4 separate regions of the Homo sapiens genome follow, and all the other regions are linked to region 1. Evidence: chromatin loops called from intact Hi-C (ENCODE). Cell type or tissue: endothelial cell of umbilical vein. All regions are shown on one strand. Each heading gives the region's core, and the rest is flanking DNA. Links, peaks and the distances in the headings are about the cores only.

The links. Hi-C counts contacts between places; a loop is a spot of excess contacts. Peaks named below come from ENCODE experiments on the same cell type or tissue, not always from the same donor. Only the 100,000 strongest peaks of a DNase experiment are listed, where the experiment ranks them.
Region 2: a loop joins it to region 1, with 2.7 times the contacts of the local background. A loop is called at or near these places in 7 of 110 quality-filtered maps.
Region 3: a loop joins it to region 1, with 7 times the contacts of the local background. A loop is called at or near these places in 2 of 110 quality-filtered maps.
Region 4: it touches region 1 in a loop (9-fold over the local background); 2 of 110 quality-filtered maps call a loop at or near these places.

Annotation. Positions count from the first base shown.
Region 1 is chr20:10,549,765-10,557,672 of GRCh38, reverse strand. It overlaps SLX4IP (SLX4 interacting protein), which reads right to left. Exons shown (of 8, transcript NM_001009608.3): 3 at 1,353-1,442. Among named protein-coding and RNA genes, the nearest start is that of MIR6870, 96 kb to the left of the region's middle. In endothelial cell of umbilical vein, for the core only: a CTCF peak has its summit at 4,129 (motif pointing right); a DNase peak (open chromatin) is centred at 4,112; H3K27ac peaks cover 267 bases.
Region 2 is chr20:10,921,833-10,929,740 of GRCh38, reverse strand. No RefSeq gene overlaps it. Among named protein-coding and RNA genes, the nearest start is that of LINC02871, 100 kb to the left of the region's middle. In endothelial cell of umbilical vein, for the core only: no CTCF peak of the experiment used is centred there; a DNase peak (open chromatin) is centred at 3,790; H3K27ac peaks cover 1,019 bases.
Region 3 is chr20:11,451,415-11,459,322 of GRCh38, reverse strand. No RefSeq gene overlaps it. Among named protein-coding and RNA genes, the nearest start is that of LINC00687, 420 kb to the left of the region's middle. In endothelial cell of umbilical vein, for the core only: no CTCF peak of the experiment used is centred there; DNase peaks (open chromatin) are centred at 3,872 and 5,672; H3K27ac peaks cover 3,503 bases.
Region 4 is chr20:10,960,191-10,968,098 of GRCh38, reverse strand. No RefSeq gene overlaps it. Among named protein-coding and RNA genes, the nearest start is that of LINC02871, 62 kb to the left of the region's middle. In endothelial cell of umbilical vein, for the core only: no CTCF peak of the experiment used is centred there; DNase peaks (open chromatin) are centred at 4,188 and 5,998; H3K27ac peaks cover 1,655 bases.

The DNA.
Region 1 (7,908 bases), core at 1,509-6,508:
GAGAACAGGCCTGGAATGGTGGATTCCATAACATTGTTAATTTAAGTCAAGTCAGAAGATTTTGGGGTGAGGTCCCCTTGGGTGACTATTGGTCACTTTGGGGAAACGAGTGAACAGTTTTGAATCACAGCAACATGCGTTAGTAAGCTAGGAGTGGAATTATATGAAGGTAAGTGGCAGTAGGAGATGTTGATTGACTTGCTAAATATTTAAAAGTCCTGAAGAGAAGAGTCCACAGTTATTTACCTGAATGATAAATCCCACCATACAGAACCTTGTGCCTTCCTTTTCTCAGCTTTAGGTCACCAGGTATTCTTTGCAAAATAATGACAGCAAAGTCTTGATAATATTATCCTTTGAATGAAAATGTATTATCCTATAAAATCTTTTTTGGGGGGTGGGGATCTTTTTTCTAGTGAGCTCCAAAAGCTAATTAAAAGCAATTATCACAGAAAAGGGTGGCTTTTTGTTTTTTCACCACTGTCAATAGTTTCTTCGCCATATACTATATTTTAACAAATCTGATTTTTATTTCTCAGTCTAAAAAGCAACTGTGGTAAATGGACATCACGGATAATGATATTTTTAAAGGTGTGTAAAAGCCACAAGCTGGTTACTCCTGCTCTCTGGTGAGCAGGGATCAGAGAAGGAGGCAAAGCAATGGTGAGAGCTCAGTGCAGCTTGTAAGCCTCCACCACAAGCAGCACTTGGGTGGGATTGTTGAAACTTAGAACCAGGAGTGAATTTGGCATCTAGGCAAACCTCTTCACTTTCAGATGAGGAGGCTGAGGCTCAGTGAAGTCCAGCATCATGCTCTGCTAAGCCCCCGGCTACTGGCTTTCCTGACTGACCATTGTGAGAAGGAACACCGTCAAGTATTTCCTGACTTGTCAAAGGCTCATGATAATACAAGGATGATAGAAAATAAAAGCTGAGGCTTTAAGATGGGTGTGAAGGTTCAGCCTTGTGTTAACTGCCACACCTGCTTCAGGTGCTCAGGCCATCCTTCACAACCAGTCAGGTTAAAATCCCTGATTACTGAAATAGTCACTTTAACTTCTTCTTCTTCTTCTCCTCTTTTTGAATATATAGAAATCCTTCCCCCAAAACAAAGAGGTATAAAATGTCTGGTTTAAATAATACAGTATCATATGAAGTTTATGAATGTGTCAGTTTCTGAAGGAAAAAAAAAGTGGGTGCATATGTGTCTGTCATTGGGAATACAATTGTTTTTCAAGGATTAAATACGCAACATTTTTTTCCCACTAACAGAAATGAAAGCTGGAAAGAGCTGATATTTCTTATAGCAGCAGCAGCTACTTGCAATTAAATAGTAGAAAGTTTTGTTGTACCTCTTTCTTCTGTTCAGAAAACCAGCTTGTATCTTTGTTTGAACCTTGTGGCAAGATATGAAGATCCACGAGGACAGCAAAATTCCCACACTGAAAGACATTAATGGCAGAGTCAGTGTCTGTGCGGCTCATGCCCAGCAAACAATGAGAGAAAATCTCACAAATTCCTATGTGGTTGCTCATGATGAAATGGCAACAAAGTTCACTACTAGACAGAACTTTTAATAAAGAACATGGTTACAGGTCATAATCTACTACTTTCCCTAAGTTTAACATTTACAGTGGAAATGCTAAGGAGAGATGCAATGTTAATCAAGACAGGAAAGACAAAATATCTGTCTCTGGGCTGCACCTTGAAAGGGGATGTCCAAGCATCCCGGCAGCAGTTGGAAGACGTGAAGCATCGAGAGAAGTTAAATAGGTCAGTACTAGGTAGGCTCCACAAAAGAATGATTCCATGCACAGCCAGGGGAATTCTTTCTTCTAAGCAGCAAATAACAGATATAAGATACTGCATTTTTAGACGGACAAAAGGATTGGCTAGGACGGTACACTTTGGAATTGAAATAGGAACATGGAAGAATGAGAAATAAGCAAGAAGATAAAGATACATACTGAATGCTAGTTAACAAAACAAAACAAAATTCATTAAAGTATGCTACAAAACTGTACAAAGCCTGACTCTGTTCTTATTCTATAGGCTAGCGCTGTCCAGCACTTTAGAAAATAATGGAAATATTCTATATATATGCTGTTCAATAAGATAGCCATATGTGGCCGTATGTGGCCATATGTGGCTGCTGAGCACTTAAAATGTGGCTATTGTAACTGATAAGCTACATTTTTAATAAAATTTAAATTAAATTTAAGTAGCTACATGTAGCTAGTGGTTCCATACTGGATAGCACAGTTACAGACCCTGTGAAAAGTTGTTGCCTTATAAATCCTCACATATGAGTGAAGTAATTTCTGAGAATCACAAGATAACTGTGAACAAACTAATTTGGTAAGGAATGGGACACCAAGGTTGGGGATGGTCTGAGAGACCCAGAGATTCGGTTTATGAGACTCAGAGGTTCAGTTTTTTCACTTCCTTGGCTGGACAGTTTTGTTTTTTTTTTTTTAAATTCTGTCCTATATATCAACAGTGAAAGGAAAGTAGTTTCAACAAATGGTTAGACCATCAGATGTAAATATAAAGTGAAACTTGACACCTACCTCACGCTATATACAAAATTTAATTTGAGATGGATCACACACCTAGACAAAAAAGCCAAAACTATCTTCCTGATCTTTGGAATAGGAAAAGATTTCTTAGGATCCAGAAAGCACCAAATATTGAGAAAAATAGTTGTAAAATTGTTAAATTTTCAAAATTAAAAATTTCTGTTAACGAAAAAAGCACCACTAATAAAATAAATAGGTATGTTACAGACTGGGAGAAATGTATTTATGTATTCAAAAATACATGTATCTGGCAAAAAGGACTGGTACCCAAAATATGTAAAGAACTCCTACAAACTGATATTTTTAAAAAAAGCAAAACAAAAAACCTGAGTTTGAATAGACACTTCACAAATAGGATAAATGAATGGCTAATAAGAAAATGAAAAAAGTGTTCAATATCATTAGTCATCAGGCAAATTAAAATTAAAACCACCAAGAGATACAACTACAATACCCACCAGAATGACTACAGTTAAAAAGACTGACATAACATGAAATGTTGGTAAGGATATGGAACAACCCAGACTCTCATACTTTCCCAGTGGAAATGTAAGATGGTCTAACCACTCTGGCAAATGGGTTTGTCAGTTTCCTGTAGCTAAACGTACATTTACTTATCAACTGAGCCAATGATTCCTTCCCAGGTGTTTACTCAAGAGAGATGAAGTATATGTGCACACAAAGACTTGTATGCAAATATTCATGGAAGTTTTATTTATAATAACCCAACGTGAAGACAACCCAAAAGTCTACAACAAGAGAACAAATTGTGCCATATTCATGCAAGGGAACACTACTCACCACACTACCGATAGACTCAACATGTATTCATCTCAAAAACATTAGGTTGAGCAAAAGAAACCAGACCAAAATAACATATACTGTATGGTTCCATCTATATATAATTCTAAAACAGCAAAATCAACGTGTGATGAAAGGAATCAAAACAGTAATTTCCCAGGGGGGTAAAAAACTGGGTGAGAACTGTCACAAAGGAACTTTGTATGTGATAAGACTATTCTGTATCTTGATGGGGTATGTTATGTATACACTGCAATCAGTTCCTTTCACTATATTTAAATTATACATCAATAATAAACAATTTTTAAACACTGTGTAAAATGCACTCATACTTGTTGGCAGTTATTTAAAATGTAGGTATTACGTCCCTGAAAATGTGTGGGAGACCCAAATGAAGTTTACCAGGTAATAAACTGTGAAGCATGTTGAAAGATGGTTTCCTACGATGTAAAAGAGTGCACTTTAGTGTGTTACAGTTTAGTGTGTTGCAACCAGCATTTTATTTTAATGAAAGAGAACTGAAGATAATATTAGAATGCAATACAAAATATCAATGTGTCATATGGTTAGATCAAGAATTGTTTTGTGAAATGTAAGTAAGTGTGTACTCAGTTATGATGGAAAGCCTATTTCTTATTGTGGGTTGTAATAAAAAATGTTTGAAAACCACTCAAGTATACTGTTAAAGTCCTTCTCAACTGTTGGTTACAGAATTTAACCTTTAAGGAGTATGCTGCCACCAGGTGGAGGTCGCATGCCACAACTACAGGATCTTAGCCACGGAATATTAACCTTTCCTGTGCCATGGACTTATTTAGCCAACTGTGAAGCTGATGAAAGTTGCTCAGAATAATATTTTTAAATGCATGAAACACAACACATAGGATTAACAAGAAAACCAATTACACTGAAGTACAGTTATCTTAACGAAAGAAAAATTTGAGACATAGGAATGTATGTCCTTGTTTATTAAGGCATTGGGTCTTGTCACATAGTGATGGATCTAGTACTACTACAAATCTGAAGTGGCGATAAGCATAAATGATATCTTCATTATCTGCAACAACCTTAATGTAATATGAAAAGAGCTATAATTTCTAATGGTGACAAATACTGCTAATATTATTCATATTTTGATTATGAATCCCACGTTCATAATAAAAAGGAAAACTAAATTTACTAGAACTTGATCACAATAAAGACGTAACTTTTTCCCATGCAAGTTCACTGGCCTCTGAATTCAATCACAGGCCCATTGAAGTTCCAAGGATTCTGGAATAAAAGCCCTTCCAAAGCGGTAAAACATGTCTCAACACATTTTATTGCAGGTTCCTACAGGTGCTCTTTCCTGATTTTTTAATCTAAACCAAGTTCACTGCTACCTTTTCATTAGCAAAACTAATTGTTTTTTTTTCTTGTAACCCTCCTACCACCGCAAAACTAATTCTTTAAAAAAAAAAAGGGGGTGGGGGGAGGGGAATCTTAAGCTTAAGCAACTTGAATTGATACTGTAACAGCAGCTTGCTGAAGAATTAACCTAATAGTAAGGTCCAATTTGGTATTTTTCTCACCATTTTGTGACTTTGATCACAAATAACCTAGTCTAAGTTTGAAAATAAACAGATTGAGTAGAATGTCTCTTTTTAGAAAAATAAATTGTCAAATCTTACTGTGGTGAGCAGACTTTCCTGGGGTTTCTGGAAGCCTCCACTGTTTGGCAGGCAGTCCCCTCCCCCGCAGGGGGCTCTCCCTCTGCAGCCTGCAGTTCTGAGCTCTCTCAACTCCCTCCCACACTAGGCAGAGGTATTCTGCCTTTCCAAAGTTCCCTGCTCTCAAAGCTTTGCTTCTTGTCACTCATGAGAAAACAGAAGTGAAAAAAAAAAAGAAAAAAAAAAGAAAAGAAAGCTTCTTACACTGCCAGCAGCACAGCCTCCCTTTCTCCTCCTCCTAATTAGGAGAAGGTTATTTCTAGTCTCAGAAGATCAACTCTCCAGCTTTCTTCTGAGAGAAGCAACATGGTAACCATCACTTCTTTCTCAGCCCAGAACTGGTCACTCTGCAGAGGCCAAGCCACCTCTTGAGCAACCATCAGGCTGCTAGGAATAGCTTCACATTGCATGCACTGGGCTGCGAGTCCCCCAGCCAGGGTCTGGTCTGGCTTCTATCCCCTCCACCCAGAGGATTCAGCCAACAACAGGGGTGTCACCCCCAACTCCTCCCTTCCCCTAACCCTCCAGAATCAGTCACGCATCTTGTCCATTTTAATTTTTTAGAGCGTTCTCACACACACTTCTCTCTTGCTCTGCTGCTCCTATCTTCTCCCACTTGGAAGATTACAGTCACTTCTGTTGGTGTCCTGGATGAACCCTCAATGCATATCTGGGAAATCTCTAACCTATAAATCGGATCAGTCCACTCCTGCTGCAGCTCAGAGCAGCAACTCACAAGCTCTAATGAGGCCCATGTCTTTGTCTCCTGCACCTGACGTTTTCATCCTTGGCTTACATTACAACTTGCCTCGCTGCTTCCATGCTTGTTGAGATCCTATGCATCCTCGAACCCTAGCAGGAGTGTGGTCAACTCTGTGAAGCTATTCTGAACAGTTTCTCTTTCCCTGCTCTGGACCAGCCCATTCTTCATGTGATTATTTATTTCTACATTAAGTGACTGGTCCATGTAGGGCCCCCATCCTAGGCTATAAGCCATGGAGACAGGTCTATACCTCTGCCAATCTTGCATCCCCAGTGACCAACACACTACCAGCCCTCAGTGAATACTTAATATTTAATGAAAGGAAGACAAATGAAAAAAACAAATGACAGAACAAGTTAGCCCCAAGAATTGGGCAAATCACAGCCTTGTCTGCAAAGGGAGAGCTCTAAGCCCTTTCCAGGGACCAAGCCGTTACTATTCGGCCCAGTGCACTGATACATCATAGAACAACTTCCTCTCTCCCTATTCTGGAGTAGCGACAACTCTGCCATCAGCAACAACAAGCAGTCATTTTTCATATTTCGTGAAATGGGAATACAAGAATCTTAGGATTACTTCACTGGAAACTCACTGCCAACTGAACGTGTTGGTTATTTTTCCTATCTCTTTCCTAAGAATTCCAGAGGTGCAACTCACACTATTTCCAAGTCCTCGGAGGTGGGAGGTCTTGTCTTCTGTGTTTACATTAAATATAAGAATAAAGGTGAAAATATTAACATTTCTCACCCACAAAGCCATCTCTGGAGCAGACTCAGAACTCTTAAGAGATGTAGAAAGGTCCCCACATTCTCTCATGCACTCATTGATCATCTGAAACACCTGCTGAGTTTCACAGGGGCACTAGCCAGGCCCTGAGAGAGGGAGGGGCAGCAGCTGGGCACTGTGGCATGTGTGACCACGGCACATACCCAAGTACCAGAGGGAGCGGAGTGACAGCTCTGCCTGAGGAAGGTGAGGGAAGGGGAGGTGGTGTCGCAGTCAAGTACTGAGGAACAGGGAAAGGAGTGCAGAAGGAAAAATGAATAACGCCCCATGCAGAGAAAGAGCTCGCGTGCTTTGGAGACGGAAAAGAGTCTCAATGCAGAAACACAGGGCATTGCTGGCAGATGGGGCCAATAGGGCAGGAAGGCTCAGGCCACAGAGGGGCCCTGGACAGGCTGAGGAGGCTGGTGGGCTGGAGGGCTCTCTTGGGTAGGAGTGTGGAGCATGGGCGGGCAAGGGGAAATCACTGGAGCCAGGCAGACAGGTTCAAAGCCACTGCAGGAACCCAAATAAGAGATCAAGCAAGGTGATCTCGAGGTGAAGGGGAAGGGGCACATTTGAGGGACACTCAGAAGACAGAAGTAAGAGGATGTGGTTGGGTGTGAGGGAGAGGAAGGACAAGGGTGAGGCCCAAGGCATGTGGTCCGTTTCTACCACGCCCACTGGGTTTCCAGAGGCAGCTTACATACATGGGTCTGTCGCTGAGAAGCCACACAAATCGTCATTGGCATTTTACACCTACCTGGCATTGAGGGTATAAGGCAGCTTCAAGTAACGAGGCAAAGATTAAAAATGGGGAGAATAAGTAAAAGCAAACAAGGGTAAAAACATAAGATGAAACCGATGATAGGCCTGCACGAAATTCCCACCATAGTCCCAAGTCTCTGCAACATCTGGCTCTGAGATTCCTAGGTACAAATGTGAAAAATACAGCACCAATCAGAGTCAAGAAGATGAGAAGGAATTCATGCTGAGGATAACTGAATCATTTCTGATACTACAGCTAGAAAGAGTTTCTCCTAAAGGCTTCCTCAGAAGACATGGAAATTTTCTTCCTGGAGTGTGAATTTTACAAAAAAGTTCTAGAAAACATATTAAATATTTTCATATTACCACAAACTGCATATATCTTACAATGCAAAATTTTATAGTGATGTGATTAAACAATCACAGTTTAAAATATTGATTGCCATTTACAGAGCACCTATGTTCCAGGCACTGTGCTAAGTTTTACTCAGAGCATTCAATTAAATCCTTGCCACTCTGGTGAAGG
Region 2 (7,908 bases), core at 1,278-6,277, 370 kb before region 1:
ATTATGTAATGCCCTTCTTTGTCTTTTTTTTTTTTTGTCTTTGTTGGTTTGAAGTCTGTTTTATCAGAGACTAGTTGGAAATCCTAAGATATATAATATTTGACTGTTTTCTCAGAGTTCTACCTCTTACACCCAGAATGTTTTCATGTGAACTATAGGATACCTTCCAGGACATTGCAGAGCCCTGAAAGCCAAAGATGACACTGAGCCTGTAATTAAGTCTCCAAGAAGGAGTAAGATTAGATACCCCAGAGCTGGAGGCCAATTTCTAGAACCCAGATGGCTCCCATGAAGAGTCCAGTTCATCTACACGAGACAATAACTTTGCTCCTCAAAAGACCATCGGGGAGGTGTATAGTCTGCTGTCCCCTAGAATCAGGCCCTCAAGGGCTGGCTCAACTTTCAATATGACTTAGAATTACACAGTACTTTGCATCTTCAAAGAACTATGCAGACTTTAACCAATTATCCTGTTCTTGGCCCAATGCCGGGTTCCACTATCAAGATTTGACAAACTCTTTGTACTCTCTGTAGTTCTGTAGGAACATAGGTTTGTCTATTTCAATCAAAACTGAAGCCAAGCTGGGACCTTCAGCTGAAGGAAGCCTTGAGGATTTAATATTTAATACAAACATCCTGTTCTCATAAACCAATGCTCTTTAACAGAAAAAAAAAAGTCATTAGAACACAGCTGAGCAAAAGGGGAAAAGGTTATAAACTTTGAAAACAACAAAATAGTTAATGTTTGGAGCTTTTAAAGTGTTTTCAACAGATAGTTGTGCAGATGTGGTAACTTGGGAGGTGGTGGAGGAGATTTCACTTCATCTGCTTTCATCTGCCTATGGGTGCCTATTATTAAAGTTTTACATTTTGTTTATGCTTTCTGTGATATGCAGATATTTTCTTTCCCTTATGAATTTCCTCTTTCTTTTCCTCTGTGACTTTCTTGCCTTTCAAGCACTGGGCTGATGAAGAGCAAGAGAGAAATTAGTCCTACAAAATAAGGCTGTCTGCTTAAAACAATATCCAGCACTATATAGGAAGCTGCAGCCCAAATCGCCCCACCCTGCCCTTTCTCTAGCCTAATCGCTGACCCAAGGGGACCACCCTCTCATTGGAGCTTTTCCTCACGGCCTCCTCTGTGAGTCATGCTTCAAAACGAGCCTTTCATGATGGAAATCAAGGCAAGTGGCTACAAATGCCAGAATTTCACTGTGGCAAAAATATCTCCACTTATCTTCAGACTTCTGAGCATTAGACAACTGGGGAAGAACCAAGACCTACCAAATACTGTTTGCCATCTGGTTTTAATTTAAAAGCCACATGGCATTTGCACTTCTCTTTGAACGACAAGTTCGATCACAACCCAGCCCTGGCTTTCCCAACCCACTTGTCCCTAGGACTCTATATAATTTAGTAATTTTGGCATTGAATGTGCTCCTAAATATCCTACCGTGGAATGGAGCTATATGATCATTTCTAAAATATAAGGGGTCAACCCTAATAAAATTGTGTCACAATCAAAGATAGAAAAAAATGAAAACAACTTGGGTTTCACATAGCATTGGCAGTCAGCGAGTCATTATTTCATGGTGGGCACTTGGTGATTAAAGTTTCCACTAGATACTTCAGCACTGTTAATGGCTGACATTTAGTAAAGCATAAAAAAACAGAGGTTTGTAAGAATCCCAGAAAAATTCCCTCCCACAGATTCCCATGCCCAGAATTCCGTTTAACAATGTATTGAAATCATATTCTCACTTAAAGGCTTGACTCCAGCGACCCCAGTGTTTTTAGCGTTTTCTTGTTTCTTAAATCCCTGTATTAGCTGTTATATATGGTGTGTATACATATGTATCTGTCCTTCATGTCCTACTGTCTCATAATATTGTATTACCATATTATTCATGATTTTATTTGTAAGAATATGTTTTGTTTTTTCTGTCTTAGCTGTGGGAAAGCAGAACCTGAAACAAGATGTGAACTTAGTTGGCTTTTTGGGGAAAAGGCCTTGGAATCAGGAGACAGAGAACAGAGAGAATGAGATAGGGAGGGAGGAAAAGCTAACACAAGAATGCATTATCAAGGTTGCTGCTGTAGACACCAAGGCTCAGTTCTATGAGATACACTAAGAAGCAGGCAAATACCTCCCAGAATTGTCAGAGTAAAAGGTAGGCCGCCGGAGTATCTACTCACCAGATCTCATCCCTCACTGGTTGAGCATCACCTCCTAGGGTATTGATTCCACAGGTCTTCTGAGTGGCACTTAAAAGCCAAATGAGCTCAAGTTGCCATGGCTTGGCAGAAAGCCCTGGGACAGAAAAGAGAAAGCCACTCAGCATACCCTTGAAATGAGAAGCTGACAGCTGGAGTTGAGCCTTTAGTTCATGGAACTGTCCCCCTCATGTGGGCTGAAATCAGAGGTGAGCTGGGAGTCTGAGATGCCAATACCAGAGTCATTTGCCCTGTGTCTTTTCACATCAACTTCGACAGCAAGTTTCTCAGGACAAAGCTGGTTTCCACAACTCATGCCAGTCAACAAACCCAGCACAGTGCCAGACATTTGGAAATAGCTGAGATAAATATTTCTTGACAGGAACAAGTTTAGAATAAATCGATCACTTGGCATGTATCCCCAATGCCTCTTTTCTCTTTTTTCATCTTTCTTATTCCGAATTTCACTTGCCATGCTTCTTCTTCTTCTTCTTCTTCTTCTTCTTTTTTTTTTGTATGACAACGAAAAAGCAGAGTTTAGTATGGAAAGAGCATTGGAATGTAAAATGTACAAGCCTGGGTTTGAGTCTTAGATCGACCTTAAACTGACATTGGGCAGATGAAAAACCTCTCTGAGATCTGATTTCCAAATCTATAAGACATTTTCCTCATGAGACTGATGTAAAAATGAGCATATACCTGTGTGAAGCACTTAGAAGCCATGGAAGTGAATGCATACGTAAGGGACATTCCTCCCCCTCATCCCCATGGACAGCTGCTTTCTAAGTATCTACTCTTCCAGTCAAAAAGTCATGAGCATTCCTACCTGCTGGGGAGTCACAAAGCACAGGGAAGTAATATAGTCTGGTAAGGGTCCTCTGCTTGCAGATAAACCCTGAGCCATTTCACAACTTCTGGTCAAAATTCTTCCTCCCAGAAAAGTAGATCTCATCAGTACCCTTTAGTAAGAAAACACTGTTATGCAAAGAAGCCCAAATCAGCCACTTCATTCTTGGAATCTTCACTTATTTCCCAAAATAAGCTTTCTTTTATATTATGTCATTGGTATCAGTTACCTACTACCAAAAATAATTCTTGTATAACAAATCATCCCCAAATTTAGTAGCTTAAAACAATGATCACCATGAAAAAAGGAAATGGATTGATAGATGAAAGGAAGGATGGTGGTGGATGGATGGATATGTGATTTAAAAAAATAAACAGTAAAATATTAGGTATATGGTTGTTCACTCTACAATTCTTTTAATTTTTCTGTATGTTTGAAATTTCTCATTAAGAAATGTTGAAAGAAAAACCAAGAATTTATTTAGTTCACAAATATATGAGTTCCTCTGCTCTTGGATGGGCTAAACTGATCTTCACGGGACTTGCTCACATATCTGCCCCATTGCAGGATAGACCTACTGGGGCCTGAGTAGTCTATGATGGACTTAACTGGGATGGCTATTCTCCATGATTCATCTTCCTGCAGGAAGTTTACATGATGGTCACAGGAGTCCCGGAGAACAAGTGGAAGTGTTCAAGGCTTCTTGTATCCTTGGCTTAGACATGTCACACTATCACTTTCACTAGACTTTTGGCCAAAGCAACTCATAAGGCCAGCTCAGATTCAAGAGATGGGAGAACAAACAGGAAGGGTGAATAATTCGGGCCATTTTTGCAATCTTCCACATCCACTCTGCTGGTTGCTAATCATTGTTTCTACAAAGCAATGGGGCCTCTACAGTCAGACTTACTGACTTCCTACATTTTTATCACTCACCAGCAGTCATATGCTTAGGACCCTCAGAGTCTAGAAGTCCTCAGATGGTGCCTTAAGATCTATATATTGGTCAGGTAGGACTTCAGACCAGGTAAAGTTAGTAATTGCCCTCCTGAAACAATAACCAGGAAGTGAAGATACTACTATTCATATTCAGGTTTGGGGTCCCATTATCCCCAGCCATCTCTATTATTCAATCCTATGGCTTGCCCTAAACCCATATATCTCCCTCTGCCATCCCTTGAAGAACACACCATCTCCCTATTTCCCTTCATCTACTGCTGTGGGCTACCCTTTATAAACTATGATGAGGTAACTGACCCATGTTTCCCAGCACATGGGTCTTCTTTCTGCCCAGCAGAGGTTTCAGGGTCCATCAAGCCAGCCATCTGCTCTCTCTCCTGGACCTCCTTATGTTCAAGGAAATTAGGCCATCATGAGCTGTGCGGTCTTAGGTCAGAGAATAAACTGTCTTTTTGTATGGAGTCCTACACACATGTCTGGGGTGAAGCCTCCAACATCATTAGCATCATACTCATAGACAACTGGCTCTGACAGCTGACAGTGAGTTATAGCAAATACAAGACTAAAAACTGGGAAACCTAGTAAGCATGGCCCTCTTCAAAGCTGAGCCATGTGGCAGTTCTTTCAACAACTGTACAAGTCTCAGTAAAGAGAAGCAGACAGTGAGAGCTACTTCCTAATAAGGACCATTGAGTTCTTAGTAAGCAGGCTGTGGAATCAACCCTTTCTTCTTAGCCACTCACCAAACTCAAAAGACTGTGAGATTTATGAGTTTTTAATTAGCTTTCATTGCATCATTAGTACCTTCTCCACTACTGCAAAGCAGAAAGGTATAATTTTATAGTGTTTACTGATCATGTTATTTGATTGAGGATGACAGCTAGCCTGCCTAGCATTCTTAAGAGCTGAGGAAAGGATTGTGAAAGCTCAGAGTCAGGAGGGGTGGGAAGGGAGACATCAGGGAAAAGCAAACACTTTTAGCTCCATATGCATGAAATCACTGACTCCTAGCCCATTCTGTTTGGAATAAAAGATATTAGCATGGCCTGTCATAGGACTGCCTTCGTTTATTAAAATAAATAAATAAATAAAGGGGGGTGGAGAAAGAGCAGGGAAGTGAAACATTTGCAACAATGATTCATTTTATATCAAATCATAGGTCAGATGTTGCCAGAGACTCAAGTCACACCCACCATAAATACAAACCAGACACCTCTGTCCACTGGACCTCTATTTAGACTCAAAGAGCAGGCACAGTTGTCATGTCTTACTGAGCCCATACACACACCTTGCTTTCTTCACCTGTGAAATGAGGGGTTAAAACTAGGTCCTTCCTCAGATGTTTTCCATCACTAATCACTAAGATTCTGGGATCCCAAAGCCAATATCCAATACTTGTCTTCTCCATGCCAGTGCCTGTGCCAGGAACTCTTACCAGTGCCATGAGTCCCAATAACCCTGGAAGGTTGGCATCATTCTAAACCCCGTGTTATTAAAGAAGAAACTGAGACTTACGTGGGTTAGGAGCCTTGCCAGGTTCTCTATTTCTCACAGCCAGGTGCAAGATGACCAGGGTGGGCAGCCTTAGGCCCCACCCACACCTACTGAATCAGAATCTGCATTTAACAAACCCCCCAGGTGATATGTACCCATGTTAATGTCTAAGAAGCAGTGCCCTAGGTCACAAAGCCACTGAATGTCAAAGCCAGAAGGCACATTCGAATCCTCTGATGCTGCATCTTGTACTTTTTCTACCCATACCACATCCATGATATCTCCTTCCAGAAGAAACTTATCCATTTAGCTCTTCTTATCAACCCTGGTCAGGATGTCATGCAAATCTCAGGATACCCTCTGCAGTCTTTCTCTTGGTATTATTTAAATCCATCAGGCACTACCAGAATAATTCCCTGGATGGTTTGCATTCTGCTGCCACTCCTGCATAATTAAATTAAACTTTTTAAAAATAGATTTAGGGGGTACAAATGCAATTTTGTTACATGGCTATATTACATAGTGCTGAAATCTGGGCTTTCAATATAACCATCACCTAACCATGGAATACTACTTAGCCATAAACTAATCATTAATCAAAAATGATAGCATTGCCAGTGGCCTTGGAAATAATAGATAAACCAACTTTTCAATGACATCAAGAATAAGGCCTAAGGATACAACCTAAAAGAGAAGCAAAGATTTTTTTATGTCTCTTTTGCTGATGATAAAGCAGCAAAGAACCACTGTGGGTACCAGGAAGATCTTTCTTTAATGAGGCTTGTCTTTGGCTTCTCTCTTGATACTTTGGCTTAAAAGACATCAGAGGGGACCTCCACTGTTAACAGTGATGGTCTCGAGACCCCCAGGCAGACCAGCCCCCCATTAGTTGGGTTACTCTGGAGTTGTAAACACGGTGCTCTCCCAATCTGTTTTCCAAGATGAACTGTATATAAAGCATGTGTGTGGCAGGAGATGATAGCACACTTGAGGCTTTCAGCAATCGATGTTTACAGACTATAATGGAAACCACAAGTTTCTTCTTTAACTCAAGTCAGTATACATTCCTTCAAGCCGCAGGCAAATTGGAGCAGGGAAGGGGGTTGGGAAGGCTTCACAGTGAGTCATCATTTCACATTTTTTAACAGCTTAATGAACATCCAGAAATGCCGCATTAGCCAGCAAAAATACAGTCCTTTTTTTCTCCCATCAAATTCAGCAATGACCGTATTTGGACGTGGGATTCCTTGAGCATCTACATTAAGTGACTTCCCTTACAGAAGGTAAGTGACTAAATGTCTAGTCTGCCACACAGTTACAAGCAAAAGCATATGAAGAGCCCATAACTAAGTTAATAACCTGCCTTGAAGTTAATAACCTGCCCTTGTTTTGCCCCAAGTTTGGGAGCAGGGAAACATTACTTCTAGGTTCCATTAATCCCCTGAAAAACTCAGCCCAGAGTGCTTGGAAAAGAAGACAGAATTCTCAGATCTGCAGAGCAGCTCTCAGCCAAGATTCATGGTGCTAACAGACAGATGGTAAATAAAGCTGGGTTCTAAGGCTACAGCTGTGTGCCTCTGCATCTCTCAGATCTATGTGTGCGATCATTAAAATTTTTTAGATCATCTAAAATAGCAGTCTCTGTGTAACCTTGGCAACTTTGCTATTTCTGACATTCTTTTATATTTTATGTACAGAGGTCACATGCATAATGTGGGTAAAATAATGAAAAATGTGTGTGTTTGTGCATGGATATTTTAATGCTATATTATGTAGTCATTAGTCTTTTAATGGCTGTTTGAATTAAGAAGGTAGAAACTGAGTTTTTTTCCAAGTTTCGTCCTGAGGCTCGCATAAATTGTCTTTTGTCTTTTCACGCTTTTTTCTCCATTTCGCCTTAATACTATAGGCCATATGCTAGCACTCAAGCCAACTACAAGATCTGAAGGATTCTACTTGTCCCATGAATCAAAATTTGCATTTTTAGATCACCTGTGAGAATTTTGCATGAGCCTGAAAGGAAAGAGGTTTTGAATCACTCAGTCTCATAAGAATTTTGTAAGATTTTCTTGAATTTACAAAAAATAAACTGCAAGCATACTATTTCTGGAATGATAGTAGGATATGTAACCTTGAAATTTCATGGACACTTCCTCATATCCCTACAGATTGTCTTTTCAGCTACCTGCTATTTCAAAGTAGTAATTCATTAAAAGATTGAATTATAACTCCTGTAATATTTGTGACAATGGATAAAAACATTCCCGTTACATAATTTTATATGAATTAAATTGAAGTCCTGCTCAAAAGAATCTGAAATTCTTTTGATAGGTGCTGATAGAATTAGAGATTTTAAAAGTAAACACATTTTTAGTCTGCTTTTACTTCATAAA
Region 3 (7,908 bases), core at 1,077-6,076, 900 kb before region 1:
TTCCTTTTGCATGATCATGAGCCGGTCCAGAGCAAGGAGCAGAACCCAAAGTTCACACATATATTTATTTAGTTAGCAAGACATTCCTATTTTTATAGCTCAAAGTTCTTAACTTTCTTGTTAGCAAATGTTAACAAGGTTTAAAATGCATAAAGTGAGCTGTGGCATGTAAAAAATTTTGGCCTATTCTGGCTCCTTCTTTTTTTATACTTATGTTCAATGAAAATGTCCTACTGACAGGCAGAATGTCTGGGCAACTTTATAGATAGTGTTCCCACCTCAGGGCCACAAGGTCACAGATTCGTTCCTGATTCTATTTAAAAAACACTCAACAATGGTAAGTTTGTGTGTGCTTTTATGAGCGGGAGCTGTTTTATAGAACCCAAAATCTTAAAGATACTCCAAGGAATCTTGCATGTATGCTGGGCTGTGAATTGGAAAAGCTGCAATATGGGGCTTGCTGCAGAATTGGAGAGTTTCATGGAATCATGAGCAAAGACTGACTATAATAATTCTCAGACATCGTGTCTACACAAGGCCAAAAAGCAGTTTGTTTTCATGGTGGCAATCAAAGCGCTTGAAAGGCATTTCAACCTGCTGTTCCAGCGTCAGTTTACCAGTGAGTGGTCATAAAATGAAACAAGGCAGAGGGAGTAAAAAAGAAAAGAAAGGAGAAAAAAGCAGACCCCACTCAAATCTCACAGACATTTTATAACTATTTTAGACACTGCAGGCCTTTCCTTCTGGGTAGTGCATAAATACGGCTTCTGAGAAGTCGCCGGTAGAATCCCCGAAGGCCCCCTAAGTATAGAAGTGAAATAACCGTCAACACCGTAATGAGCAAACATAGGGGCACTTCTAGCAGAAGGGGATTAGGAAATAGCTCAGTTGGTGGCTACCATAACTTTCTGAAACATGTTGACAAAAAAAACAGAACAATTCAGATCTGATTATCTACCTGGGTTCAACTGCTGTGGGACCAGAGACAGTGGATTATCCTTTCTGAGTCTCTGTGTTGTTCCCTCTGAAATGAGAGAAAAGGGCAAAGTTTTCTTAGAAGTGAAAACATTTACCTTTCACAACTTCAAATGGAATAGGTAACTTGAAATGTGGCAATTATCCATCGTTTTGTGTAAATGATGTACACATAAGTGTCTCTCCCACCCAAGGCTGACACTCAGCCTGTGGTGTAGATGGCTCCCATAGAATGGTACACATGGTGGTCCTGCTCCCACCGCTGAGAAAGAATATTGGGTTCCAACACAGTGGTGGCCTCTTCTACCTATGGCTTGTGAAATCTAAGGATATACACTGTCTCACAACTTGCTTTTCACATATATTATAATCTGGATCAAATTTCAGATGTGTGTGTGTGTGTGTGTCCACAAAACTGAGAAGCTGTTAACCTTCAGGGAGCTTACTCTTCAACTTGCCCCCCATCTGTCTGATCCTACTCCTCTATGAAAAGCAACCGTCTCCAAACTATTTCTAGTTCTATTTCCCTCCTCACAGCACACATGTAAGTTATTGACTTTCCTTCCTCTAAAATTCTGTTTTTCAAACATGCCTCTATACAGTCACTGCAAGTAATTATTACACCTTTTTGTCGAATAACCACAAAGCCACATTTTTGTGGTAAGTGCACAGTAACAGCAAAATGACCTCTTAACTTCATCTCTGAGCCCGTTTCCAAATCTCCGGCAGCATTCCAACACTACAGTGGTGTATATTAAAAGATAGGAATTAACTAGATTTGGAAAGTCTCATTCAGAGAGATCATGGGAAAGATAAATGACTGACGCCTGTCAGGAAATGGCAGGATTCACTTTTAGAATATTTCATACAGAATACTCTAGACTAACTTGCAGGGCTTTGGCATAATTAAGGGAAGTTACTAAACGTTTCTATTCCTTTCAGTTTTTTAGAGTTTTACAGTTTGCAAAGCACTTTTTTTCTCCTAATTATCTCATTTGAGCCTCTGAGATGGGCAAGTTATTATGATCCCCATTTTAGAGATGAAGAAACTGAGGCTCCCAGAAGACCAGTGACTTTCTCAAGGTTTCTTAGCTATAACATAGAAGAGCTTGTATGAAAACACATTGTTCTAATTATACTGCCACAATAATTTCACCTTATCAAAGGTATTCAAACAACTCCATCAAATTGTTAGGCAGACATTCTTAACTGAGGAGGAGAAGTGAAGGAAATGCGTATTAGAGTTATCCAAGGGCTTGTTTGAACACAAGTGCTTGTCTTCATCTTCCTTGCCCTGGAAATAAACATATGCCTCAGAATGGAGGTAGGGAAAGAAGTTTGAGAACATTCCCCAGGTAATTCTAATATGTACCTTCTTGTTGAAAAGCACTGCATCAGGTTTTTGTCTTCTTGCTTTGTCCAGTCCTCTTTGGAGTGGTATACTCACTATACTTATTATATAATAAACAATGAATTTTGTCCAAGTCTGCCTTAAAAGTAAAGGAACTAATGATATAAAGGAGAAAATTGAAAGACAATGTCAAACTATTGGGTGACTTATGTGAAAAGACCATGAATAATCATTTACAAGATTGTGCAGTATCCACTTCAGAAGCAACTTAATGAAGAGCTGATGTTTGAATGTATTAATCATTAGTTCACTTTTTACTGTTCTAGATGATGGCAATGTGGATTCTCATGGTCATTTGAAACCCATGGGGGAAAATGGCTCTTCCTGTATTCAGGCCCTTTGTAGTGTGACTTTGTGGCAACTCCCATCAATAGGTAGATTATTGTTTACCCCTCAAATCTGGGTTGGCCACTATGACTTTCTTTGTCTGACAGCATGTAGGAGAAGTATTGTTGTGGCATTTCCGAACCTAGACCTCAAAAAGGCCTTGCCCTTGTCTTTCTTCTCTTAGACCCTGTCCATCAGCCAGGTGAGCAAGCCTGGGCTAGTTAGCTGAAGGATAAGAGACCATGTGGAGGAAGCCAGAGGAGCCATCCATCTGGGGCCACCCAAGGTCAGCCAGCACCTCTAATCACAGAGCCACGAGGGAGTTAGCCCAGATTTAGAAGGTGAGGATATTGACTTCATCTCTTGATGCAAGGAGTTGCAGTTACATTGCAAAGGGATGCAGATACAGGGAAGGTTGGAGAATTGCAGCCACTTTTGCACAATCTACCACAACTACTGCATTGTAGCTGCTATGCACATTAAATAAGTAAAGACATATGAAACATTTATATCAGGTCCTGACAACAAATAAGTGTTCAACAAGTGTGAGCTATTATTACTGTTTCTAAAATGGATCCCTTATCATGGAGAAGGTCAAATTAATGCTGCCGTGCCTCTTACTCTTAGAAACTGACACTGAAAGTTCCCACATAACTGAGGTTCAATCTATGAGCACATCCAGAAACTCAAGTGAGGGAAAATGCAATCAAACCACATATGAAAAATCAATAGATCCCTAAATAATCTTTCCCTCCTGAATGGAAGCAACACATTTGAAAACTCTTCTCCCTCCACCCCTACCAAAAAAAAAAAAAAAAAAAAAAAAAGCAGTGCATGTTGCCTCTTCTATTCAGGCTGTGACCAAAGGTTTCAATGGTAAAGATGACTCATACCTTAAAGAACTAGAAGAATTTTTTTTATGGCTTCTCTATCCATTGTCTTGCTCTCATAAAACTGCTGAATGACACCCAAGTGTAAAACCCACCAAAGAAATAAGCGCTGGATGACATGTGGCAGATTTTCCAACTCTCCAGGAAAAACTTCAGATCAACTTGTTTCTCTGGAAACTACTCACATCCGGGGGCTGTCCCTGTCCCCTGGGACTCATAAACGTTCCTATCTTCAAGGCACAGGTAAGGGCTTCGCATTCTTTGAGAACAGCAGCCTGTTTATTTCCTCTATGACTATAAAGCAACTTTATTGTACTTCAGTATCTAAAGGAAACAGAGCTCTGGGGTAGAAGGTGCCTTCAGGGAGTCACTGGTCCTATTTAGATGTCCTCAGAGAAGTGAGTTTGAAAGATGTTCTGGAACTCTTTGAAATGCTAGTTAATTTAAAGTTAAAAGGAAGCCTCTTCTCTTGTTCATTGTTCGTGGGGGCAAGAAGCATTTGTATAGTTAAAAAGTGCTTAGAAGATTTAGCTGTACATCAATTATTACCAAGCAATGTTTCCCTATGACTCAGCGACATATTACTCCAGGGCAAGAAGCTGTTCAGACGTTGAGAGAAACTCCTTGCTAATCAGTGGGATTCAGTACTTGACAGCTCCAAGGAGTAGTTGAAATCCCTCCCCTCCCCTGTTATACACACTAAGCTATATACAAATTTGGGCAGAGGAGTCTCAATCCAAAGAGAAAAACACTCATGTGATTAGAGAAGCGTGTTTTTCAACTTTGTTTTAAACATAAAACTAAAGTTTCATTTGATCTACTGGTTAAATTCTAGGTCTGTATTTTCTAAAGTCTGGTGTGGGGAGGAAAGCCCCAATAACAAATAATTCTCTGTGCAAATAGGTTAGGGAAATATTGCATACTATGTTTCACACTTGTGCATTCACAGCCCACTGTGGAATATTAAAGATTTGGAGAAGTCAGACAATACAGAAAGATGATTAGCTGTAACCCAATATTTCCAGAAGATACGTAACCAAGGGATCCTCCTTTGTTTTCTCTTTGAATTATATAAAATAAAACATATTGAGAGATCAAGGAGTCTTTGAGAGATCAGTAGACTTTGAGTAAAGCAGATCATTGTAATACACTTAGAAGGATGCTGTTTTAAGTATGTAACACAATTCCACATCTTTGAAAATAGTATGCACAAATGTTAGGTGACTTTTATAGCTTCAGACTTCTAATTATAAATTGTTTTATGTTTTGGGCCTTCTCTCCGAATCTAAAGAAATCTAAACAATGTATTGGAAACTAATCAAGTAAAAAATGCCTGAAACAAATGATCTGTAAGATTAAGGTACATATGCATAGGGAACAGCATTGCTATAACTGAAGATTGGTAAACTGTGTCACTGGGGCCAACAATGGTTCTAGAAATATCTATGAAAGTAGGGGATTCCTCTTCAGAGTCTTCATCTTGCTCTTTATTTCCCTTGTCCCATTTGACCTCTTGCTGAACCCTTTGCTATCCCAACTATTTCCTTGCCATTCTGCAACATGTGTCTATGAAGCCAGACTGGATGTGTACAAGGTCAGGGCTAAAACACCCTGGCCCATTGGTTCCTCACATGCATACTTCCTAGTAGTACCTTACCTTGCATGCTTAATTACTTAGGGGCTTAATTACTTAAAATTTAAAAATTTTTTTTTTAGAAAAATGCAATATTATAGATATAGTTGAAAACGCTTTGACCTCATCCCAAATTCCATTTTCATTCTCACCTCCTTGATGAGTCTGCTATATTTTCTTTTAAACTTTAAAAAATATTTTGACAAATAAATATGTATTATATATAACACATTTATGTATGTGTGTATGAGATGAAAGCATAACAATATTTTGTGCCTATATTTAAAAATGTTATCTACATATACCATATTATTTTCATTGCACTGCATCTTGCTTTTTTCATTCAACTTCAGGTTTTCTATATGTATCAGTGAGTTCACTTATCTGGTACACAGTGATCTAGGGAATGACACATCACAATTCATTTCCTGTTGCCCCATTGGTGAACCTTCAGAATGTTATCTTATTTCATCATTGCAAATAATGCTTCAACAAGCATCCTTGGGCCTGTCTTCTTGTTCACATGTGGAAGATCTTCTCTGGTGACATCGATTTAAACGTAGAATTTACTAGGATATAGGGGATGGGAATTTTTAAATGCAATTCCAAACCTTCCAAGGGACCAATGTTTCAGAGCCCATTGCTTTAGGCCACATTAATCTATCCCACACGTAGATAATGAAGGAGTGAGAGATGCAGAGTGGTTCTTGGCAAGGAGGATGATTTCTGGCTATCACTCCAATAGGCCCCTGGAGTGGATACTGTTGGTGTCTTGTAGATATTCTTTGCTGGCTTGCAGACCCATCTGCCTTGCTGCTGTAAGTGGGCTGCTAATGGCTCACAGCCGCTCCCTCCTCAGAGAACTGCTTTCAGCAAGAGCCATCAGCCTGAGGGCTATTCTCCCTTAACCCCCATCCAGGAAGCTCAACTAACACTGAAGTATGAAAGGACAGTCTTCTTGCCTCAAATTAACACCAACTCTTGTTCAGGTCATGCTCCAGAGCTTACCACTGCATCAGGCTAAGGCTAGATTCCATCTCAGTCTACACCCCTACCTCTTCCTGTTTCTCTCTTCTCTTCTTCTACGAGTCCTCCCTCAATATATCATGCACACCTGAGTTCTTGTTTTAAGCCCTGCTTCTAAGGAACCTGAACCAAGACACCCCTTTGTTCATTTTTTTCTGTATTTATCTTTTTCTTTACTTTGTGTTCTGTTGCTTTTGATTGCTGTTTCTTTCTTTTCTTTTTTATTTTTTTGCTCATTAGTTTATACTAATATGAGTTTATACCTGTTCTATCTCACCTGCCAAGAAAACAGAAAGTAAACCAATAAATTCAATTTTCACTTACTTTCAGGAAATGCACTGAACTCATTCGTAGGCAAAGACTTACAGTCACATTACCCCGCCGTCTGATAGCCTGGTGGGCTGATAAAGGCCTGAGCCCTTAGTTCAATTATAACAGTAATGTTGAGCTCCCTTCCCCAACTCCTTACAGCTTTCTCTCAGCCCTCTGAGTCACAAGTTTGTTCTGCATTCTCAGAATATGTGAACATGGCAGACAGTATTGCTGTCAGTGACCATTTCTTAATAAACGAACACAATGCTCACCAAAAATGAGGAAATGCTCCTGCGCCTTGTGCTCCAGAAGCATTTTTTTTTCATGGCATTTAACGAACCTTACTTGGGCTTGCCCCCCTTGGCAAAGCCTCCCTACCTCTGGTGCAGACACAGCCTAATGTTGCATCCTCTAGCCAGTGAGTTTGCTGTCATGGGACGTTTATAAACACGTGGCTGACTTGTTCGTATTTTACAATAATAATAATAGACATGGAGGCCCCGGAGCTCTAAATCAAGCATTCATCTGTGCTTTGAAGTCGCAGCCAGGAAGTAAGTCTCGAGGCCCTTTAAAAACAGCCCTGTTTCAAAGGGAGTGGCAGAGGACTTGAAAGATGAGCCTCTTTCTCTCATCCAGGCTCTGCCAGGGGTGTGTTGAGCACACTCACAACCCAAATTTCCCCCAAAACAACAAAAGCTTGTGTCTTCCAAGGACATGGGCTGTTGGTGAGACAAGCCAAGACCTCCTGGGAAACCGCAGATTTGGTTACGTCCTGGAAAGCTTTTTGTAAGTAGGAAATGTGACTCCCGGGCTTCAAGCTGTTAAAGAAGGAATTATCTGGCCTGCCTGGCAACTCAGCTCTAATTCTCCCATGGCTGTATTCCCACAGTTCCCTCCTGGGCAACCACCCCAAATTGACAGGTGTGGATGCCTTTTCCCAGGTTGAAAAGGATTAACGCAACCCATTGTTTTTGTTCATATCTTCACTCAAAGTTTTCCATCATGCAAGGCTGGAGCGAGAGAAGATTAGTTGCAATCTTACTTACAAATGTTTGCCTCTATTAGTGAGAGGATTTATCTCATGTCCCCAGTGTCCTTTCCACTACAATAAACTTCTGGGGCCCTATGCAGGGCAAAGAAGATGGTTTATCTTACACACTAGCATCCAATTGGACTGCGCTTACAAGGGCAGACTGAACATCTGATCTCCTGGAATCTGGACTCTTAACTGCTGATCCAATTTAAATATATATTTATATATATGTATATATAGATGTATAAATATACATATGCTACATATATACACATATGCTACATATATATAAACACCAACA
Region 4 (7,908 bases), core at 1,218-6,217, 410 kb before region 1:
ACTACATCCAAAATGGAGACAGCAACATCTCAGTCCAAAGCAACATAGCAGGAAAAGAAGACAAACCTGGACCTAATGAGAAGCAACCAATGAATCCATCATAATTTACATATTTAGCAGCCTTGAACCTCCCAGCAACTCCATGTATCTGGCAAATGGTCATTTTTCCCATTTCACAATTGAGGTAACAAAATCCTAGATTTTGCCAAAAAGTCATGCAGCTGAAAAGTGGCATAACTCAGTGCAAAGCCAGCAACCAACGATCCACTTCTCCTCCTCTTGCCAGGGCTTCTCATATGAGCCAAAACAGAAATCATATCTACACTGTTGGGATTACTCTTGAGCACCAGAGATGATTCTTTACAATATTGATGTGATAAATTTAGTGTACCTGTCCAAGCCACAATATCATGTTTCTATTTTAGAACTCAGGAGTTGGGAATATGGAAGCATTTCCTCTCTGTTTACCTAGACCATGGCCTACATGAGAAGAGAACCATTCATTGAAAGGGTCCCACAGATATTTTGGAATATAAACTTCCTGCATAAGAAATGCACAAAAACCCATGGATTTACCATATTAGATTCTATTAAAATGTTCTATAATAACTATATTCTGTAAGAAGAGAGACAACCCAACACAGGAAAATAGAGGCCCAAGGGAGGAAATATTCAACAATATTATTGAAATGTTAAAGAAGTGGTTCCTCCTGAACCAGCAGGATCAGCATTTGTTCAAATAGGAGGTTATTAGACCACATCCCACAGACTAGAAACAGAATCAGAAGCTCTGGAGGTGGGGCTCAGTCATATGTGTTTTAACAAGCTGCCCAGGTAATTCTGATGCAGTTAAAGCTTGAAAATAACTGTGACAAAATAAATAAAGCATCAGGTAAAATATTAGAAGTGCTTAATGAATAGTACAACATGTCATCCCAAGTTGAAAAAATAAAAGAGAGCTTATCATTCCATCAGAAGAAAAACACAACAAAACAAAAATAACACATGTAAGCAATAATTTATGAGTAAGAAGAAACAAGTTCCAAAACAGTAAAGGCAAGTTTGGGAGGTGTTTTAAAAACAGATTTTTGCTCACATTTTTATAATTTCTAGTTGTAAACACTTCATAAAATGCTTCAGAGGGACGAAATTATTTGGCAGGAGGTGCCTTAAATAGTAACTTCAGTGGACATTGGTAGCTATACACTACTTGTCATTACATTTCATCCCAGTCTTTTTTATTTTCACATCTTTTAATCCTCTTCCTCTTACTCTTTCTTTTTCCTCTCCTTAGTGAGGACTTTTGCCTGCCAATAGCAAGCTTAGCATAGTTGACTGCCTTCTGGAGGTCCTCGGGTTAAAAATGTTGACATCGTCCCTTAGATCCCCTAAGCAGAAAACTAATATCTACCCACCTCAACTGCAAGTGTAGCCATTAGGAAAAGCCCATCTGACTTTATTACAGTATTTTAAATAATAATTTTCAACTCAACAGAGCATTGCAAAGTGTAGGCTGCTTTCAAATACAAATTATCTTTAAGAAGTTGCAATCATGTCAAAGACAAGAATGCTGTCTTTATATTTCTAATATGAGACCTAGTACATGGGTGAACTCAATAAAGAAATCATTCAATTAATATAGGTGATTTTTCCAACTACTCTGCAAGGGAAGCAAAGCAACTATGCTCATTTTAAGGATGAGAAACAGGGTCGGAGAGGACACAGACCTTACCTTATGCACCAAAGGAATACTAAATCCAAGCATCTATGACTCAGGCCTATGCTCATTACACCACCAGTTATAGCTATAAAAATAAAATCGTTTACAACAGCATTGAAGGAAATGCAAAGCAATTGGCTTCAAATGCCCGAAATGGCTTCCCAAGGCCATGAGCAGCATGCTATGCAGTCCAGCTGGGAAGTCTATCTCACTGACCTCTTGCACCAAGGAATTCCTCTGGTTTCTATTTCTAACTTTTTCAATTGTGCAACTCTGTTCCTGGGATGGGAGATCTGTTAAAATGCTTGAGAATGTGTTGCCCTTCTCTTGAGTTAAACCATCAATCTTTGGAAAAGAGACATTTCTCATCAGCAGTCTAAGTCCTGGGCAGAACCTTTGGGCGGATATTAAACAGGCCAATAGACTAGAACTTCATAAGAACAGGATCACCCATCATCAAAGAGAGAAAACAAGCAAAGCTTGCTCGGAGAGTGATTGTCCCAATTTTAAATAGAAAAAAAAACCACTATAAACACAAATCTCAATAACATAGAAATAACCAAACCAGTGGACCCCATAATAAGGAAAATGTATTCAGAAGACCTGATGTGAGGCCCAGGAATTAGCATGTTGAACTACCAGTACAACTGTTTCTAATGCAGACTCCATGACTACCATTGAGAAAAACTAAGGAAGTGAGGTGTATAATAGTCTACATCTAGGTCCAGACTAAAAACTAAGCCAAAATCCTCAACATGTATGGCAAACGTAATATGGCAAACGTAAAGAGGACCTTTGACACCTCAAATTCTTCAATGTCGCCTACTTAGTTGACCATAATAGTTTTCCTTCACCTTCTCAGCACTGTGACCATCGCTTCATTGTTCTCACGTCATTCTTAGTCCCATCTCCTAAACTGCGCCGCCTACCATGGAGGTGGGTCCTGCAGCCTCTGTTTTCCAGGCTTCTGTACCAGCTGACTTCCACCCACATTCACCCAATGAGAGATGCTGGCAGGAGGTTAAAGAGCAGAAAGAAAGGAGAGTACAGGGCATTTCCCCCATCCTTCTCTGTCATAGGCAATGTCTCAGGTAGCAACTGTGCCTTCTCCATGGCTCTGGTTCTTGTCAGAGAGGCAGCTAAGGCTCCTGCTTTTGCTAGGTGGGCTTAGCTTCCAGCCTCAGAGACACTACCTCCTTCTTTATGCATCTAACCTCAGGAAAGATAATGGCATCCTGCTTTTGCAAATCTTTGTATTTCTTTAGCAGCTTCTATTTGGCGTCGCAGATGTTCCAGCAACTATGTGTCCAACTCTGTTTTAAATTTTTCTGGTTTCAGATTAGATCAGTTTCTGTTCTCCTGAATGACTCCTAACTGATACCTAGAGGAGCTTTATTTCAGCCAACTTGGGCATCAATCTTGGACTCCCCACCACAGCATTTCACAAAGATGTGATGGAACTCTCATCCTAACGTCCATCACCTACTATTCACCAGTTGAATCTGGCAATGTGGTTGGCCAGGTAGGTTATCTCCTTCTCTTAGCATCCCATTCTCATCTCTCCTAAAGCTCTGAAATCAGAGACAAAACACACCCCTGAGTTTTAGCCTGTCTTCTCTGACTGATTCTTCCTGTGCCTCATATCCCCAGAATCTGATGTCTAGGAATCAATTGATAAATTCAAAGTGTATAATGACTGATGCTTTTGCATTTTACTAGGGAACTTCAATGTTAATTCCAGAATGTGGTTGAAAGGAAAATTTCAACAGGGACTAAAGGATAAATATTTTAGTACAAGAGACATCTTTCTGAGGCTTCTCAAATTATACTCTGTGGGGAGCTACCTGTTATAGTTAGCAAAGAAAGGGATAAGTCTAACCTGGGTTGGGAGAAGGAAGAGTGGTGTGAGGAGGAAAGAGAGAAACTGTCCAGCTACTAAACATCAGCTGACCTTAATCGAGTACTTGCCATGTTCAAGACACTGTCTTAAGTGCTGTAGGTATATTATCTCATTTAACTCTGACATCACCATGAGGTATGTATTAATACTTTTTAGCAAATAGGGGAATACAGCATAGAAATTAGTTATTTGCCCAGATAGTATCCTTGCTAAACCGAAGAGCCAGGATTCAAGATAAAACCACAGGGCCTGCACACCACATCACCTCCTGAAAGTGAGTCAAACCAAGAAGAAATAAAGTTAGAAGTAATAAAAGCTATCATGTTATTACTAGTAGAACATAAAACACACCTTCCTTTTCTCTTTCCTTTTTTTCTGAAGTTTTCCTGATTGTCTACATGTATAGCACATGCTGTGTGTGTTTGTTTCAGGAAAAGCCAATCACTCAGTGATGAGGACACTACAGAGGCGAGTGGCTTCAGTGGGGAGACAGCATAATTTGCAGCATGGGAGGGATCTGTCCTGTTATCACAGCCTGGTGGTGATTTTTTCAGTCTTGATGACTTTGCAAGGCTGGAGACATGCTTCCTCAGGAAGAGGGAGAGTAACAGAAACATTTCCTCTCTCTGGAGACAGGATTCAGCCAAAGCATGGTAATGAGGGAGGGACTTGACTGTTGCACAATTTAACCCCTGGCTCTAACAATTACAAATTAATAACCTAAAGTATAACTGGCATGTTCTATTCACAGAAAAAAATAATAATTCATTGAGTAATTCATGCAGCATTTACTTTACATGAAAATACCAAGGAAGACACCAAGAAAATTAGTAGTTGATAGTAAGAACAAAGAAAGATGTACTAGAAAACACTGCTGTTTCTGATTTATGCTCTTCTCTAAAACACAGATGTGGGTGTGTGTTTGGGGGAGATGCATTTGTCTAAACCCTTCTGGCAAATTGACAGCAAACCCAATTCAACAGGCATTAAAAAAAGTGGGGCCGGGGGGATTTTATTGTCTCAATAGCCAATATCTTGTTTCAGGAACCGGTACATCTAGAAACTCAGATGATGTCTTCAGAACATCTTGAAATCATGGACTTTCTTGGTGGACTCCTTTCAAAAAGGACCTCACCACCACAACTCGAGGTGACAAGATAGTGCACTACAGCCCCAGACCAATTTCTTCTCCTCTTAGCAATGCCGGTGGACAGACAAGACCACCTATACCACCTTCATCCTTGACTTCCTTCCATACTTCCTACACCACCAGCAAAAGTACTGAGATTCACTGTAATTGGACAGATGTGGGTCACATGTTCATCTAGTGAGCGTGGGTCACATGTTCATCTATTGAGCCTGGGTCATGACATAACCACCTGAAACATGGGGGCAGGTCAGCTCTAATCAAATCACATGACCTGATTGTGAAGGAAGAAAGGTCTTCAAGAAACATTAATACTTTTAACAGAAGAGAGAAGAGATTCTGGACAGAAAACAACAGCAAATGTCCAGACCACCAAATGGGCAAAGGTTAACAAAATATTTTTTAACTGGGTGGGAGAAGAAGCTATAGTAACTGACAATTATTTTTGAAGGGAGGAATACAGGAGGAAAGACAGGAAAAGAGATTTAATGGCAAAGAAATCAAGTAGTAATTAATTTATTCATTTATTTACTAATTTGATAATCATTTGAGTCTCTAGCAAGACGTAACTCCTTCTATGCATAAATTTTTTTTACCTTTTCAACTAATTCCAGGGGATGTTTCCAACCCAAGGTTTACACATAATAAAATATAGGATTTCAAGTTAAAATGTTTAATAACATGTTAAAAAGGAGTGTTCTGGTGAAATATTAAGTGATTTCAGTTCTCCCCAAATGCCCTGCTCATTCCTTCTGCATTTCCTTCCCATACTTAATAGTATTTAAAAATAGTATTTAATAGTATTTAACAATAGTATTTAATAGTGTTTTTTTCAAGAACCATCCCCAAAATTAAGTTGAATTAGTTTTCTGGCAAGAACTAAAATTCTAAATCTGTAGAATTGTTTAAACATTTTTGTGAGAATTATTGAAATGTCTAAATCTTCTCAACGTTTTAAAATTATTCAGACATGAAGGTATATATTTCACGTACGTTTCCTTCATTGAGTCAAAGAGTGTGGAGTAAATAGCAAGAGAAAGGGGACACAGGGGAAATACACCTCCTCCATTCTGCAGTTGTTCTACATTTCTCTTTTGTACAATATCATTTGTGTCTCTAAACCTCAAGCAGCTCAGGGCAGTACTGTGTCTGTTTGTTTTGGCACTGCCAGAGTTATTATATGAGCCACTTTTGCTTGCTGAGTTCAAGGAACAATAAATAATAATAAAGAGAAAGGGCAGTTTGATGGCATGACTCCGTAGAAGAGGGGAGGTCATGTGGCAGTTGCCCTCCAACTGTAAAACTCAGGTTTCACACCAGTTACAGGACTGGAGGTAGATTAAGCAAGAAGGGAGTAGACTCCACTTTCTTCTTTTTAATAACACAATAATATCATGATGTCTTGAAAGATAAATTGATGTCCATGAACATGGTGTTCAAGTGTTTCTCTGCCTGGCCACAGCATGGGAGTGGCAGTGCAGCAAAGTGAGGGTAATAGCACCAACACAGACATCAATTTCTGTTGGCAGAAAATTTTGCAGCCAGGATCAACCATAGAGAATCATTTTCACTGAAAGTATTTCCCCTGTCATATTACCTTAACATTCTTCTGATTCACAGACAGCTAATTTTACCAACAATACAGAATTTGGAATGACTCTTCTCTGATTAAAAAAATCTCTATCCTGAGCTAGATTTATTAATTTCTTAAGCTGCTCTTATGGTACAATCTTATGCAATATCCAGTGAGAACCTCATGCCTTCAAAATGAAGCATCGAGAGTAACAAAGATTTTTTTAATATAACAAGGATTTTTTTAATAACCCCTTTCAGACTGGCAGGATGCCTCCGCCCTCTCTTCAATAGGTTTCTTTAATGAGGATCACTAATGACCAGTGAAAATGTTCATTGCACAAACTGCCAAGGGTTTGGGGATCTTTCAATACGTGATACAGGTGATCAGTATATCTTCGTTATGTGGATGGTGGGGGTAGACTTGAAGAAGACACATATTGAGAGCGCACTCCTCTTCTGGCTAAAGAGGAATAATTCATGCCTCTTTGCAATAAGCCTTTAAAAATTATCACTTTAAAACTTCATTTTGTACCCATCACATAGTGGGATCCAAAGTGCTTTGACTTTAGAGTTTTGTCCTGGTAGAAATGGGGCAAGAGAGAGGCTTCTCTTCCAAAAGCCCTCATATATTCTTTATATTGGTTCTGCAAGTCGGTCTTAGATATGCTTCTGATTTCCTCAGCTCTTCCAGATTTTATACAAGCTTGGGATCGAAAGGTGTCTAATGACTTTTTCTCAAAGATGTCGGTACTCCGCTTAATTAAAGGAACAGTTTGATTTAGTCATTCATTAGAGTAGAAAATTCTTAGAGATAGTTTGATCAAAGGGAGAAGGGCTATTGGGGAATTAGAAAGGTTATTGCAAAGCTAACTAGAATTAAAGTCAGGAAGCCTTCTTCCTATAAATTAGGCTGAGGCTTAGCCTCACAGATGTCCCCCCTACACCTGATGCAGTCAACACAGCACATTAATTAATCTCCTCTGAGCCAAGCACTTGGCTTCATGTGCCATATGATAACCTTTTAAAATCAAAACTGACAGAAACTGCTATGTTTCAACAAAACCATTTCCTCTACCTCCTGGGCATACAGATTAGATAAACTATATTTCCCAGCCTCCCTTGCAGGAAGAATAGCCATGTGACTGAGTCTAGCCAATGGAACAGAAGCACAGGCACTATTTGCCATTTTCAGTCTGGCCATAAGAATCTCCCAAGCAATTCTCCAAATTCCTTCTTTACTCTTCTGTCATCCAAATGTGGAGAGTCCAGCAAGGTCCGAAGAGCGAGGGAGTCCCAATATAATAAGCCTGGGTCTTTGAATGACCATGTCAAAAATCTTCCCTGGTAGGGAACATTCACATCATACTTTCCATGAACAAAAAATAAACTTTTATTGTTTTAAACTACTGAGACTAGGGTATTGGTAGTGTTTGTTATAGCAAGCTAGTGTTACTTACTCCAACAATCCTTTTCCCACCAAAAAAAAAAAAAAAAAATTTAGAAAATAGATCAGAAAAGAGGTCTGTCTATACAAAGATATTTGTAAGTGGCAGTAAACCAAACCTA